Linked DNA regions of Homo sapiens: all the other regions are linked to region 1. Evidence: chromatin contacts called from ENCODE Hi-C data. All regions are on one chromosome and are shown on one strand. The core of a region is the stretch at or near the end of the contact, and the rest is flanking DNA. Distances in the headings are between cores, read along the strand shown.

What was found. Hi-C counts contacts between places; a loop is a spot of excess contacts on that map. Pooled maps may share reads with other maps.
Region 2: a map of ascending aorta shows a loop between it and region 1 (6-fold over the local background). The contact joins the promoter of FBRSL1 here to the promoter of SFSWAP in region 1. A Hi-C loop is called at or near these places in 1 of 168 maps with a recorded cell type or tissue (ascending aorta) and 8 of 50 pooled maps.
Region 3: a loop to region 1 is called in a map of heart right ventricle, with 6 times the contacts of the local background. The contact joins the enhancer-like site here to the promoter of SFSWAP in region 1. A Hi-C loop is called at or near these places in 5 of 168 maps with a recorded cell type or tissue (IMR-90, cardiac septum, heart left ventricle and 2 more), 2 of 37 single-sample maps with no recorded cell type and 17 of 50 pooled maps.

The regions. Positions count from the first base shown.
Region 1 is chr12:131,708,095-131,712,571 of GRCh38, reverse strand. SFSWAP (splicing factor SWAP) reads right to left here and starts at 1,482. Exons shown (of 18, transcript NM_004592.4): 1 at 1,125-1,482. The coding sequence starts at 1,342. RefSeq lists enhancers at 1,248-1,317, 1,408-1,697, 1,838-1,927.
Region 2 is chr12:132,488,885-132,493,452 of GRCh38, reverse strand. FBRSL1 (fibrosin like 1) reads right to left here and starts at 3,302. Exons shown (of 19, transcript NM_001367871.1): 1 at 2,592-3,302. The coding sequence starts at 2,882. RefSeq lists enhancers at 868-937, 1,651-2,214, 4,212-4,341 and silencers at 3,372-3,821, 3,952-4,021.
Region 3 is chr12:130,919,275-130,923,827 of GRCh38, reverse strand. No RefSeq gene overlaps it. Among named protein-coding and RNA genes, the nearest start is that of ADGRD1, 32 kb to the left of the region's middle. Within about 2 kb of position 2,944, at least 7 of the 41 ENCODE cell types and tissues checked have a DNase peak (open chromatin) inside an H3K27ac peak, as active enhancers do.

The DNA.
Region 1 (4,477 bases), core at 233-2,732:
ATCCCTACAGTCATGCTCCAGGGCTATGAAGAATCCAGTTTTAATGGTCTCAAACGATGGGCTTTCTTCACGTGGAGAGACTATTCCACAGTTTAATGGTTGGTCATGGTTAGCTTTTCAGTCCGGGCCCCAGAAGTAGCCGAACAGGCAAAAAAGAAAAAAAACCACCCCACAACAACCCCAAAACCCAGAGACGAGGGGAAGGGGGATTGAAAAAATGGGAAGAAAGAGGGGAGCAAACCACCTACATCATGTAATGTTATCCTTTTCAAATCAAACGCCTTTAGAAATCCCTAATCCCAGGCCCCCACTGCCCATAATCGCTAGACACCCTCGAGTGACGACCTAAAGCAGGTTTGATTTGAAAAGAAACAACACATCTATATCCCAGCTCCACCCTTCAGTCTTAAGAGACAGTGAAACCAGCCCTAAGAACACTATCTCTTCCAAGAGCAAGGCCAGGGTCCGCACGAAGTCAAGTGGCCACCAACTGACGGGCAACTTTGCTCACTACCTCAATCTGTCAAACTCGTCGGATTATCACCGGGAAATCAAACGTCATGCCGGCAAAGTACGGGCGCTCCACTGAGGGCTCTGGGGGCATAACAGGTTAAGGCTAACTCACAGGTCCAAGAGACACTTCTAGCCACTGTCTCAGTGAGCGGCGGTTCGGAAGAATAAAGGCACGCCTCCCAGGGTACCCTCCCAGTACACCGAGCAGTGAGAGCGCGGCAAGTAGAAAAGCAGCGCACGACCCCATGGCATCGCCGGGCGGCAGGCCCAGGTGCACTCAGGAAAAGACCCTGGGCACTGGCTGCTTTCACCGCGCGGAATCGCCAACTGCAGCCCAGCGACAGGGTGAGGGGTCGAGAGGGGCTGCGGGACCAGAGACGATCCCTCCGGAGACGGACGCGGCACGCAATTCCAGCCAGTGCCTTAGGGCAGGTTTCACCGTCCCCCTCCCCACCAGAACACCAGGAGGAGGTGGGGACAGGGGAGGGGGTGTCCCCCAGATCCCCGCTGGCTCCAGAAAACTCTCTGCAGTCCTTGCAGTCAAGTCAACATCAGACGAGATCAAGCGGGTGAGGGAAGGGAAGGATCGACGGGTGGGGAGAGGAACCGACCTGTCGATGAGGATCTTGTGGTCCCCCATCCAGGGGATGAGGTGCTGTCCCTGTTCCTGAGCCAGGGCCCGCTCGTCGTCCCGGAACAGCTTGCAGGCATAGCCGAAAACCAAGAGCTCCACTCGGCTGCCCCCACCGCCGGCACCGCCTGGCCCGGCCTCCTCCTTCGCGCCGCTTTTCCTCTCGGGTTTGGCGCGGCCCCCGCTCGCGCCGTACATGACAGCGTCCCCGGCGTCCAGGCTGGTCCTCTTCTGTGCCGCGCGACGTCCCTGATACCTCCACTTGGCCTACCCCTTCAGTCAAAGACCCCGCATCCCGTACCCAACCTCAACACCGCCGCCATAGCGGGCCACAAAATGGTGGAGGGGCAGCTTCCGGCAGGAGAGCCCGCATTTCCGGCGAGCGGACCGGCAGATTCGCCTAGGCTTGGAGCTCTTTTAGCCGCTAGGAAATATTTTGGCTTTAATTTTCGCATTCAGGTGTGCCGCCACAATAGGCGCTGCTGTATTCAGTGGAAAGTGCAATTTTAATGTCCGTTTTATCGGGCAGCCGTCAGGACGTGGCGAAAGCGCAGCGTGGGATCGCGCGCCGGCTTCCGCTGCGGCCAGTCGGGCGGCGACGGAGTCGGAGGGAGGGGCCCGGCGCGCTCTGGGCCTTGGGCGAGTCCTCGTGGGTGGCGGGTTGCTGCAGCCTGCCACATGTGTGGAGGCCTCGGGTCCACCCCGAGCCTCCGCGCCCCTCACCATGTCCGAGTCGCTGGGGCCGTGCGTGCTCTGCCCAGGGTGGCGATGTCCTTTTCCTTGGCCCCGTTTCCTTCTCCATCCCTAGGGGGACTTGGTCCCCGACCCGCCCACCTTTGAAGGTTTCCGAGGCAGCAGAGGCCCCTGCGCTGCAAATCACTCGCGGGTGGCGAGATTTCGGAAACCTGAGACCCTTGTCGCCGGGAGATGGTCTGGCGGGGCAGGGAGACCCCAGTCTGGAGACTGGCCACCTGGATACGGTGCAATTTTGCTTGGTGTGTTTCCTCCTGGGCCGCAGTTTTCCCATCGGTGGTTCCATTAGGATCTTTCGGTCCCTTTTAGCTCAGTAATTTCAGGTCAGACAAAGGGCCTGGAGTGCAAAATCTTAGGCTTTGGGATGGGATGGGATATCCCCATGTTTGCCCTTGAGTGGAAAACGATGACAGATCGTCTCCTTTCTGGGCCTCAGATCCCCTCTCCATAAAAATGGAATCTTTCTACCAGTGATGTTGAAATGAGATAATGTATATGAACCTTTAACTGATTTTTGGAAATTAAGAAACAGGCAGTTCCCACCAAACGTCTTTTGTTGTGGTTTCCCCTGACTGGGTCATGCTTCTGTCTTCATTTGCCAGGCTCCTTACCCAAGTTTAACTCAGTCATCCATTTCTCCACCTGGCCTTATGTGTCTACGTTGTCTGGAGTTTCCCCTCACTGGTGGCTAACTTGTGCCTTCCGATTTGTCTGTGTACCTCTCATCACCACCTTAGGTTACATCCTGTGTTCAGCATCCCACCAGAATTAGCTTTAAGAGATCAGGGACATTGTTGGGGTCACCTTAGCATCCTCAGCACCTAGAATGGTGCTTAGCACACTGTGGGCCAAATACTGGTTAATACCTGTAGAATGAGCCGGGCCAGCAGCTGAGCATGCGTGGCCAGGCCATCATCTTCCTATCTAACTCTACAAGACTGCTCTGCCACTGCTGAGGAAGATGTATGTGTCATGGTTACTTGATAAAAACACTGTTGTTTGCCCCCAGGCATTTACTAGTTTGTTTCGGTGCTGGGCTCCCTTCAAGCTTTCCCTTGGGTTCAGGTGTGGGGTGCTAAAGCAAATAAGGAGGCCATTAGCTTGAGATCAACTCTGTAACACCAGCTCCTATGCAAGCAAACCAAAACCCAATCAAGTAATTTTTCTGCTTCCGTGTTGGGTCTATAAAAGCTTGCTGCTCATGCTGCTGAGTGGAACTCTCTGAACCTCTTCTGCTTCTGCATGCTGCCTGATTCATGAATTGTTTTCTTGCTCGAATAAACTCGAATTTGTTTTGTGTAAAGTTTCTCTTTTAACAGTTCTGGTGTCAGAAATGGGATCTGAAGGCCCCCCTATTCCCTCAATGATGACCTCTGGGAACAGTGACTAAACAGATGCAGGTGCTTCATTGTGCAGGACAGTTCTCTGTATAGCCTTGGGCCTACCCACTTCTCCCTCCTTTTCCTTTGTAGTTTTCAAGAGTAACTGCATAACGAGCTGGGATGCAACATCCTGAGATAGGGAGGGACTGGCTGAAGTAGCCCAGGCTCTGTTCCAGTTCTCCCCTAGAAATAGAAGGTCCTTCAACACTTTAGCCCAGTGATTCATGTGACATGTGGTATGTAATCTGGGTGGGCTGCTCTTCGGGATCTCTTATCTGTGGTGTAAGTGAGGAATACGCAGTAGAGATTTCATCCACCTGGGCAACTTTCTGAGCTTTGGGGGGATTGGCTCACAGTGAGTCCTAGTCTTCGTCTCCTACCACCTGTCTATAGGTAATAAATGCACTACATGTAAATTGTTGCTTATGAGAATTCAGAACAGGTTGGTAACCAGTGCCCGTGGGCCTGCTTCACACACTGAGCCATTTGTGCTCAGGGCTTCTCACTGCACATTTGGAGGCCGCCACTTGTAGGCCCTGCTTGGATACAAACTCTACAACTTGTGTCAAATTCTTAAAGTTTATTTGAGCATTTTTGATCTGAGCTGGGTCCAGAAGTTACAACAGAAACTGGGACTGGATCCAGTACAAGGCCTATGGGAGCAGGACTGAGTCCAGTAGGAGGCTTATGGTAGGAAAGGGTATGAGAATACAGGGAATGATGCCTTCATTTGGATCCAAGGAGTCTGAAACTCCTCCACCTGGAACTCCAGCCAATTTCATGTATAAGAACCTATGAACCCAGAGTCTGCACTTTTCCAGAGAAATGGGTGAACCTACCAAAGGTAATCTAAGAGTTAACAGTGGTCAAAGTGAGGAAGTTTTAACCTAGATAAAATTGTTCACTTGCAAGACATTAGAAAAGAAAGGATATTTGCAGGACTAGGTCTGAAAGGAATAAAATAAAATATTAAGAAAGGACAAAAAACACCTCAGAAACAAAAGGATGTATTTTGATTGACATGCAGAGGCTTCTAAAAGGTTAAATGAACCAAAAATTGCCTTTCTAAATGACTTCTTACAAAAAGCAAATGAAAAACTTAAGCAGCTAATTTATGAGAAAAAAAATTGTATTTTGATGTATTGAACTCACTGTACATTCTATCTTTCTATCCTTCTCTGCCTACTCAGAATCTCCT
Region 2 (4,568 bases), core at 2,053-4,552, 780 kb before region 1:
GACTCCTGCAGGCAGGCTGCACCTCCCCGGCAAGTCTACACCTGTGTTTGGTTGTTTATACCACTGCAGTGTCCCGCGGGCACAAGCCAGCCTCTGGGGTTACAAGGGCTTCCTCCAACTCCTGAGCGTCCCATCCTCCAGCATCCCAGAGTAGGAAGAGCCCTCAAGACGCGGGTGGGGGCAGAGGGACTGTGAGCAAAGGCGGCAGAGCCAAGGGCAGGCTGTGCCTCTGGGCTGGGTCCTGGTGGCCACATCTCCCTCGGTGTCCCGTGTGGGTGGCCTCGCAGGGCAGCGCCCGCTCACTCTAAGGCCGGACAGGCGTGGCACCCAGTGCTCCTTGCTCTTGCTCTGCCTCAATGGGGAGCCTCAAGGTCCCCATCTGTGGAATGGGGGCATCCAGCCCTCCTCGTGGGTCATTTGAGGAGTAAATGAGTTGATGTCTGTGAAAGGCAGCTCAGAACACTGCCTGATGGAGAGAATGCTTACTGAACCAGTCACTACTATTGATATAATTATGAATTATCTGAACTTTGGGGAAAAACCACCATACTTTGGCAAAAAATGTAGACAACCAAGAGACACGTATGGGATGATCACGAGGTTATGACTTGTGCAGAAGCCCCGTACTTTCCCAGGCAGGCTCCGAAGGGCAGAGGAAGGGACATGAAACCACCCTGGGGTGCTGTGGCTGTGTTAACGCCACGCAGCAGCAGACTTGTCTCACTATGACCTGAGGGGCCAGCTGGTCTAAGCCGAAGTCACCAAAACCCACTGAACCCACTGCCTGCAGGCTGGGGGCACGTGACCCTGCCAGAGCAGGTGGACAGCCAGTCAGAGCCGCTGCGGGCAAAACACGTGGGCCTGGGATTGGCCCTGGATCTCCTGAGTACAGTTCATCTCCTCACTCAGATTCCTGACACACGCATCTGGGGCACTTTCTACACATCGAGCTCTTCCCGGCACCAGACCCCATAGGAGACACACAGGACAGCACAGTGTCTGCTCTCTTTCAGCTTACAAGTTCTTGTGGGAGACGAAAATGGAGAGCAAAGACATTCTAAAACAGCTTTGCAGAGTGGGGATGACAAAAAGAAGGTGGGCAACGTCGACGGGGGTGGGGGGCACCACTTCAGAGGAGTCTGAGGTGACGTTTTTGCAAAGACACAATGGCACCAAACATAAAGCAGACAGAGAACGGCAGGGTACAAGGGCTGACCCGCTCGGAGCAGTGAGGAAGCCGCGGTTAGGGACCCAGGAGGTGCAGGTGGGTGGCGACAGCTCTGGAAAGTGGGCATCCTCGTGGTCTCAGCTGCAGTGCAGGAGCCGAGCGCAGGGCCTGGCTTGCAGTATTGCTCAGTACACGTACAGTCTGTGTCATTATCACCACTGAGAGGGCAGAAGACAGCCCCAGGGCCATCCCGTCCCAGCACAGAGCAATGGCGTGTGCCAGCCCTGGAGCCATCTAATAATGTGCAGGACAGAGGATGGCCAGCCTGTGTGATGAGCCTGGCCACCACCCACCCCGTCCTGGGCCCACAGGAGCCCCAGCTCTGTCCGTGCACTTGGGACACGAAGCCCCAGCTCTGACTGTGCACTCGGGACACGATGCGGCACCTGTTCTGGGGCCACTTCCCTGGCCACCGGCCCTGACCCAAGGCTCTCTACAGTCCCCAGAGTTTGGATGAGAACTTGAAGAGGACTTGCTGCTTCAGGGGCCTGCAGTAGGCATCTCCCCTTTTCCCAAAGCTCAGCTTCTGAGACTGGGGGATCCCAGGCCATGGGCTCCCAAGCCCCTGGAAAAGTGAGAGGGGTTGGAAATGGGGTGATTCTGGGAGTCAAAGTCCAGCAGATGAGGGTCCCCCAAAGTAAGTGCTGCACGGGGCACACCTCGCTGGGCGGGTCTCGGCCCTGGTGCAGGGCAACTTGCTAGCATTCCTGCCCATGCCAGTCCTGGGGAGACAGCGCCTGCCCCAACTCTCAGACAGCATTTAATTTCCTTCTCTGCTCAGCTGAGTTCATGTAAGAGGAGCAGTATTTGCTCAGCAAATACTGTCCGTCAGCCAGACAAGCAATATTTTTGGCCAATCTATTAACCATGCAGCAGGCAGCAGTCACCAAGAGGGGTCTTGAGATTAACCCTCCTTCTCCCCTTCTCAGCAGAGCCCTCGAAGGGAGGAGGGAACGGGATGGCCCGCGGAGTATCCATTTTATCACCACCTCCCTAAGATCCAGCACTGCTCCCTAGCACGTCCTGAACCAGGCAGAGCGATATGCTGGCCACAGAAACACAACTGATAAAAGGCCGACGGTGCTGTCAGACAGCCCCCAATTTCGAAGCGTAGATTTTTTTGCCTCTGCAACTTAAAACGTCCCCAAACCCACCCGACGCTGCTGGGTCTTCCAGATGCGACGGTCTGGGCGAGCGGTGGGCACCCAGGGTCCCTGGAACGGGTACCAAGTGGCCGGGGCTTCCCTCAGGGCTGCCCACGGCGCGGGCGGTCGCAAGCCCAGGGGTCCCGGGATCGCCCGACGCGTCAACTCCGGGCCCCGTTCTCGCCTCAACGCCTGCGAAGCCGCACCCGTCCACCTACCTCCAGGGCCTCCAGGGTGCTGAAGCTGGCGATGGCGAAGCCGTCGATGACCTCCTCCTCCTGCGAGCTGGACTCGCGGCGGCGGCGGCGCGGGGGACGCGCGGTGCGGGGCGCGGGGGCGGCGCCTCGGGGGGGCGCGCCGCGGAGGCCCGCGTTCTCCTTGCCGGGGCTGGGCTCGGGCTCGTCGCCCGACGACGGACTCTGGGCGCGGGCGTCGCGGGCGGCCTCCCGGCGCCGGCCACGGTCCCGCTGCGCGCGCGAGCGCCGGCTCGGGCGGACCTTGGCCTCCATGGCCGCGCGTGCGCCCCGTCGGGCCGGTGACCTTGACGCCCCGCGCCTGGCTCGCAGCAGGCGGGCTCCCTCGGCTACGCGGCGCCGCCGGGCTGAGTGTGCGCCGCGCGGGCTCGGGCCCTGGGCGGCGGCGGGCGGCGGGCCGGGCCGGGCATGCCGGGCGCGGGGGGCGGCTCAGCCCCGGGCCCGGCGCGGCCTGGGACCCCCGGCGCGGGCGGCTGGGCGCATCGGCGGGGGCGGGCCCGGCGCTCAGCGGCCCTCGGCCGCCCCCCCGGGGGCGCGCCCCATGCGCGCGGCGCGGCGATCGGGCCGAGCGGGCGGGGCCGGGCGGGCGCGGCAGGCGGCAGGCGGGAGGCGGCCGGGCTCCTGGGCACCGGGCTCGTGAGGCGGCGGCGGCGCCCCGAACAGATAACAACTGACGCACTTCCGCCCGGCTGCGCTCGCCAGAGGAAGTGAGGGCCGCCGCGGGCGCCCGCGCGCCCCGCCCCGACCACGCCCCTGCCCCGCCCCGCTCATAAGGCTCCGCCCCCACCCCGCACACGCGGCCCGCCCCGCTCACAAGGCTCCGGCCCCTCCCCGCCCCATTCACGCAGGCCCCGCCCCCCGCAGGCTCCGCCCCCTCCCCGACCCGCTCACGCAGGCCCCGGCCCCGCCCCTCCCGGGCGCTCCCGCTAATTCAGGCCCCGCCCCACCCGCAGGTGCCCGCCCTTCGACCTCGCCCCCTAGCCGCGCCCCTCCCCGGCGCCCCGACCTCCGCTGCAGCCGGCGGTGATCCGCTCGGCTCCTTCCTGGGAGGGCGCTGGGATGCCGCGGCCCCTCCGTGGGCACCTGCGGGCGGCGCTCTCCAAGCGGGAGGCGGGGGCAGCGCCGCCCTCCTCTGCGGGACTGGGGTCCCCGGCCGCGGGCGGCTTCCGAGGAGGACGAGGGGCCTCCGGTCTCGCGGAACCGAAGTCCTGCCCTCGGCGAGCGTGGAAGGGACGGGGAAGGGGCGGGGAGGACCGGGGGAGGGTCCTCGGCCAGGCGGTGCCCCCTCCCCGCGTCCCCGCGGACCCTCCCAGGCCTCCTAGGATGCGGGAGGGGTCTGTCCGCGTCCCCGCCCCGCGCCACGTGCCCCCAAGTCCCACAAGAAGGCGGCTCCCGCCACCGAGACCCCCGGGAACGCGCCCAGCGAGGCGGGGGCTGCTGCCAGACACGGAGCGCAGTGTGGAGGGCGGCGCGGGCAGGAAGCGCACGGAGGCGGCTGCGGTTGCGAGGCAGGCGCGGGGCGAACTTCCTCCTCCACCCCCAGGACAGGCCGAGCTCGGAGGGGCCCGCCTGGTGGGGTTTTCTGAGCCCAGGGGCCCCTTGCGCGTGGGCACTGGAGTCATTGATTCATGCAGCGCGTATTTGCCAGATGCCTCCTGTGTCCAGGCTCTGTTGGTGACCCCGCAGCGGCTGAGATAGACTACCCTCTTAGAAGTGGGAGAGAGACCCTGAACACAGGGCCAAATAGAATATCAGCCAAGGATAATCTGAAGAAAATCGAACGGGGAGGTGTCACAGAGAGTGGGCATTGGGTGGTCCAGAGGGCCTCCCCGAGGAGTGACGACTCCGAGCCCCAGCAGTCATGGGCACCCTGTTTCAGGTCGGGGCTACACCCCTGCACAGGCCCTCGGAGAAGAATGGTGGTTTGCTGGAGGGCGGAGG
Region 3 (4,553 bases), core at 1,695-4,194, 790 kb after region 1:
ACAAAAGGATGTCTTGGAGCCACGTAAGTCCTGGGGACATCCAGTCCTCTGACCTCATAAAGATAGTGAAGCTGACCTACATACAAAATGGATTTGACAACGAAAATAATAGCAAGTGGGTCAAAGATCGTTTTAGTCCATCCTGACTGCTATACAAAATACCACGAGTGGGGTAGGTTATAAACCGCAGAAATGTGTTTCTCACAGTTCTGAGGGCTGGAAGTCCAGGATCAAAGCATGACAGATTTCATGTCCGGTGAGGACCCCCTTCCTGGTTCATCGAGGGCACCTTCCCACTGTGTTTTCACCTGGCGGAAGGGGCGAGGCAGCTCTCTGGATCCCCTTTAATAAGAGCACTAATCCCCTTCTTGAGGGCTTCACCCTCGTGGCCTCATCACCTCGCACAGGCCCCCACCTCCTAATACCATCACCTGGGGCACTAGGTTTCAACATACGAATTTGCAGGGAGAGCAGTAACAAACATTCGGACCATAGCAAAGATTATCGCGGGTGTTTAAGGCCAGAAGAGGCATCACGATTGTCCCCCATCTCACGCCCATTTTTAAATAATTGTTATTACAGCTGAATACTGTGGACCATGGCTGCCGGTCAAGGGATCTGCCTCAGACGCTTTTTCTAAGATCTATTAACCAGCAGGGAGTTTTGGAACTTTATAAGCGCTGCCCCATAATCTTGCTAATGATACAAAATGGTGTTCTGTGAACCTTAAAACATCTATTTTCAACTAGGAAAACAGAACTTTCAACTCAGAAGAAGACTTTTTCTTCTTTCAGCTTGCTTGATAATTTTGCATTCCCTAGTGGTGTTAAATGTTACTTAGATTTATAATAGAAAGCAATTACCAGACAAATTCACCATCTCCAGCTAATATGGTTTCCTTCAAAATGCAATGTTTCTGAAGAAACAGATAAAAGCCAGGCTTAAGTGATCACATTGTGTGAGGCAATTCCTTTTATATCTTTTTAAGAGTGATTACAGACAAATCTGCTTTGCCAAAAAAGCCAACGCCTAGTACACTTGTACTTTATTTTTTTGGCATCCCTAAGTCCCTTATTTTTTTGTAATTAGAGAAATATTTGGTGACCATAACTTCTCTCGCTTGGATGAGGTTATCCCCCTTCCCTTCTTCCTCCCTACCCGGCCCCTCCAAACTGTACAGCTTTTCCCAAAATTCTGTCTGTGGGAAATTCCAGCCTCTGGCCCCTGCAGCTTGCTTTCACTGCCTGTGGTTTATCTTGATCCAAATTGTAGCGTTTCATTCCAAACCCTCCCAGTGCAAAGTAGACTATATTTCAAGTCAAGGTTGCAGCCCAGCGACCCTTAAGGTTGGGTGGTGAATGGAACGTGTGAATCCTAGCTCTGTCACTGCCTAGCTGAAAAAAATCCCTCCACCGCCTGTTAATTGAGTTTTCTCATTCGTAAAGTGGAAAGAATAGTATTTACGCCAAAGGGTAAATTAGCACCCCTAAGGACTGAGTGAGCTTACATCTGCAAAGTTCCTATGCGTAGTAGCCATTCAACAAATATTAGCACCCATCCCTCTCTCCTCAAAGCTCAAGAAAGGACCATATTCTCAGGTTCCCCATCCCCACATATATTTAGCCCTAGGAGCAGATATCAATTACTTTTTTTATCTGTCCAGAAACCAAACATCCTCTCTTCCTGTAAAGGCTTATAGCAGAAGTGGTTGGCACCACCCAATGTCCTTCTGCTTCTATGTCTCTCCCATCATCCCTTATAATTATGTTAGCCTTGTAATGAGTTATGGGAATATGAGCAAAAGTAAAGCATATCATTCATCCCCTCCCCTGCTCTATCCAAGCCAGGGCATTTAAGATGCACTGGAGGTAACTCCCCTCCTTCTTTTCTGCTTGAAGGCAGAGGACTCTGAAATGGAGCCCCAGGTTGGAAGAGCCTGGATCCCTGAGTCACTGCATGGAAGGGAGTACACTCACTAGGAACACCTGCATTAGACTCTGACACAGAAAATGAACTTGTATCAGCTGAAGCCCCTGAAATGTTTGGAGGAATTTGCATGTGGATGGAGTAGGAGGGAACATTTACACCTACTGTGAAAGCTGAAGTGGGTAAAATCCTTCCTTTCCTGACTGATATGGTTTGGATCTGTGTCCCTGCCCAAATCTCACACTGATACGGTTTGGATCTGTGTCCCTGCCCAAATCTCACGTTGAATTGTAATCCCCAGTGTTGGAGGTGGGGCCTGGTGGGAGGTGATTGGATCGTGGGGGTGGCTTATCTTGAATAGTTTAGCACCATCTCCTCCGAGCAGTTTTCATGATAGAGTTCTCATGAGATCTGGTTGTTTAAAAGTATGTGGCATGGACCCCCTTCCTTCTGCTCCCACTTTGCCGTCCTCCATGAGTAAAAGCTCCCTGAGGCCTTCCCAGAAGCAGGTGCTGCCAGGCTCCCTGTAGAGCCTGCAGAGCTGTGAGCCAATTAAACCTCTCTTCTTTGTAAATTACCCTGTCTCAGGTATTTCTTTACAGCAGTGTGAGAACAGACCAATACACCAGCCTTGGCACAGCTGGGAGCAAGCCTGTGACTCAGGCTCTATGCAGATGGCCCTCTCCCCTGGCACTTTGAATCTCCAGCAGCAATGAACAGTCTGTACCTGCATCCTGGCCTCAGCTGTGATTCCTGCTGTCCAGCCTTCTGAAGTGCCCTTGGTTGGTTCCATTTTCCAAGATAGACCCTCTAGCTCCACAATGATGCTGTGAACCCCTGACGTCCTTTCAAAAATTCCCTTTTTGCCTAAGAAAGTCAGAGTGCTTGCAATCGAGAGCCCTGACTAATACACTTGATATCAGTGGAGAAAGAATGTTTACACATACTTCGTACATCCTCGGCCAAGCTGGCCACCCCGATCTCCCCTCCACTAGCTCTGATGCAATGGCTGAAGTGGCCACACCCTTGGCAAGATCTCCATGAACATGTCTTGTGAATTTACGACAATCCAACCAACCAGTCCTGGTCATTCGTTGGCCATAAAATGCACATTGGCAGAGAAGGATCCATGAAGCCAGTGCTGAATTCCAAGAGCAAGCTCAGATTTCTGAGCGTAAGTGATAAAACTTGATTCTGGGAGGAGAAAGGTCAGGATAATGCCTCCTCTGTCTGAGCACATGGACCTCCACTCTGAAGAGAGAAGAACAGGAGAGATGGCCAGAGTGAATGCTCAGGGGACAGAGTTTTGTTCCCTCCATTCAGCCCTGCTGTGGTCTCACCAATGCCTGGGCTCACCAGGCAGTTCACACAACTTCTGGATCTGTTAACTTTCCTCCTACGGTGGCGTCCCTAGATCGGAATGAAAATCTAATGCTGTGGCCGCTGCTGCAGCAAACAAACCCAAACACCGAATGGCTCACACGTGATGGATGTTTCTGTCTCATTCTCACAAGTCCAAAGGGTGCTTCCATGTAGCCAGCAACTGTGTCCTTCACGTGGTGACTCAGGGACCATGGTCCCTTCCATCCGTGGCTCTGTTTGTAATGTGTGGCCATTGAAGCTGCCTTGTTAGTCACCTCAAGCCAGTAGCAGAGAAAGGGAATGGCTGGCCGTGTGGCGGAAATATTTGCGGGTCACGACTGCAAGTGTCACGTACGGCTTCTATTCACATCCCATCGGCCACATCTAACTGTGAGGTGAGGCCAGGACATTCAACCACATGCCCAGAGAGTGAGGTCGTTTGCCCAGGAAGAGGAAATGTGTGGCAAGTGCTGACACTCGGCCACGCAAAGACTCAACTTGGAGGCTGAAAGTGCAGAAAACACCACAAGCAGCCATATTCCAACCCAAATGATCAGGGCAGGTGTGTATTGAAAGAAGGCAGTTCTCTAAATAGGTTTGTGTTTCTGATGACTGCCTGGTCTGCCCCTGGGAACTAAAGTCCAGGACAAGATGATAAAAGTGTGACCCCAATTAACTGCTCCAATTTCAACATGGGAGAATATGATTCCAACATGGAGAAATATGACTTCAACATGGGGGAATATGATTTCAACATGGAGAAATATGACTTCAACATGGAGGAATATGATTTCAACATAGGGAAATATGACTTCAACATGGGGGAATATGATTTCAACATGGGGAAATATGATTTCAACATGGGGAAATATGATTTCAACATGGGGAAATATGATTTAAACATAGGGAAATATGATTTCAACATGAGGGAATGTGATTTCAATGTGAGGAAATATGATTTAAACATGGGGAAGTATGATTTCATCATGGAATATGATTTCAGCATGAGGGAATATGATTTAAACATGGGGAAATATGATTTCAACATGAGGGAATATGATTTAAACATGGGGAAATATGACTTCAACCTGGGGGAATATGATTTCAACATGGGGAAATATGATTTCAACATGGAGAAATATGATTTAAACATAGGGAAATATGATTTCAACATGAGGGAATGTGATTTCAACGTGAGGAAATATGATTTAAACATGGGGAAGTATGATTTCATCATGGAATATGATTTCAGCATAAGGGAATAT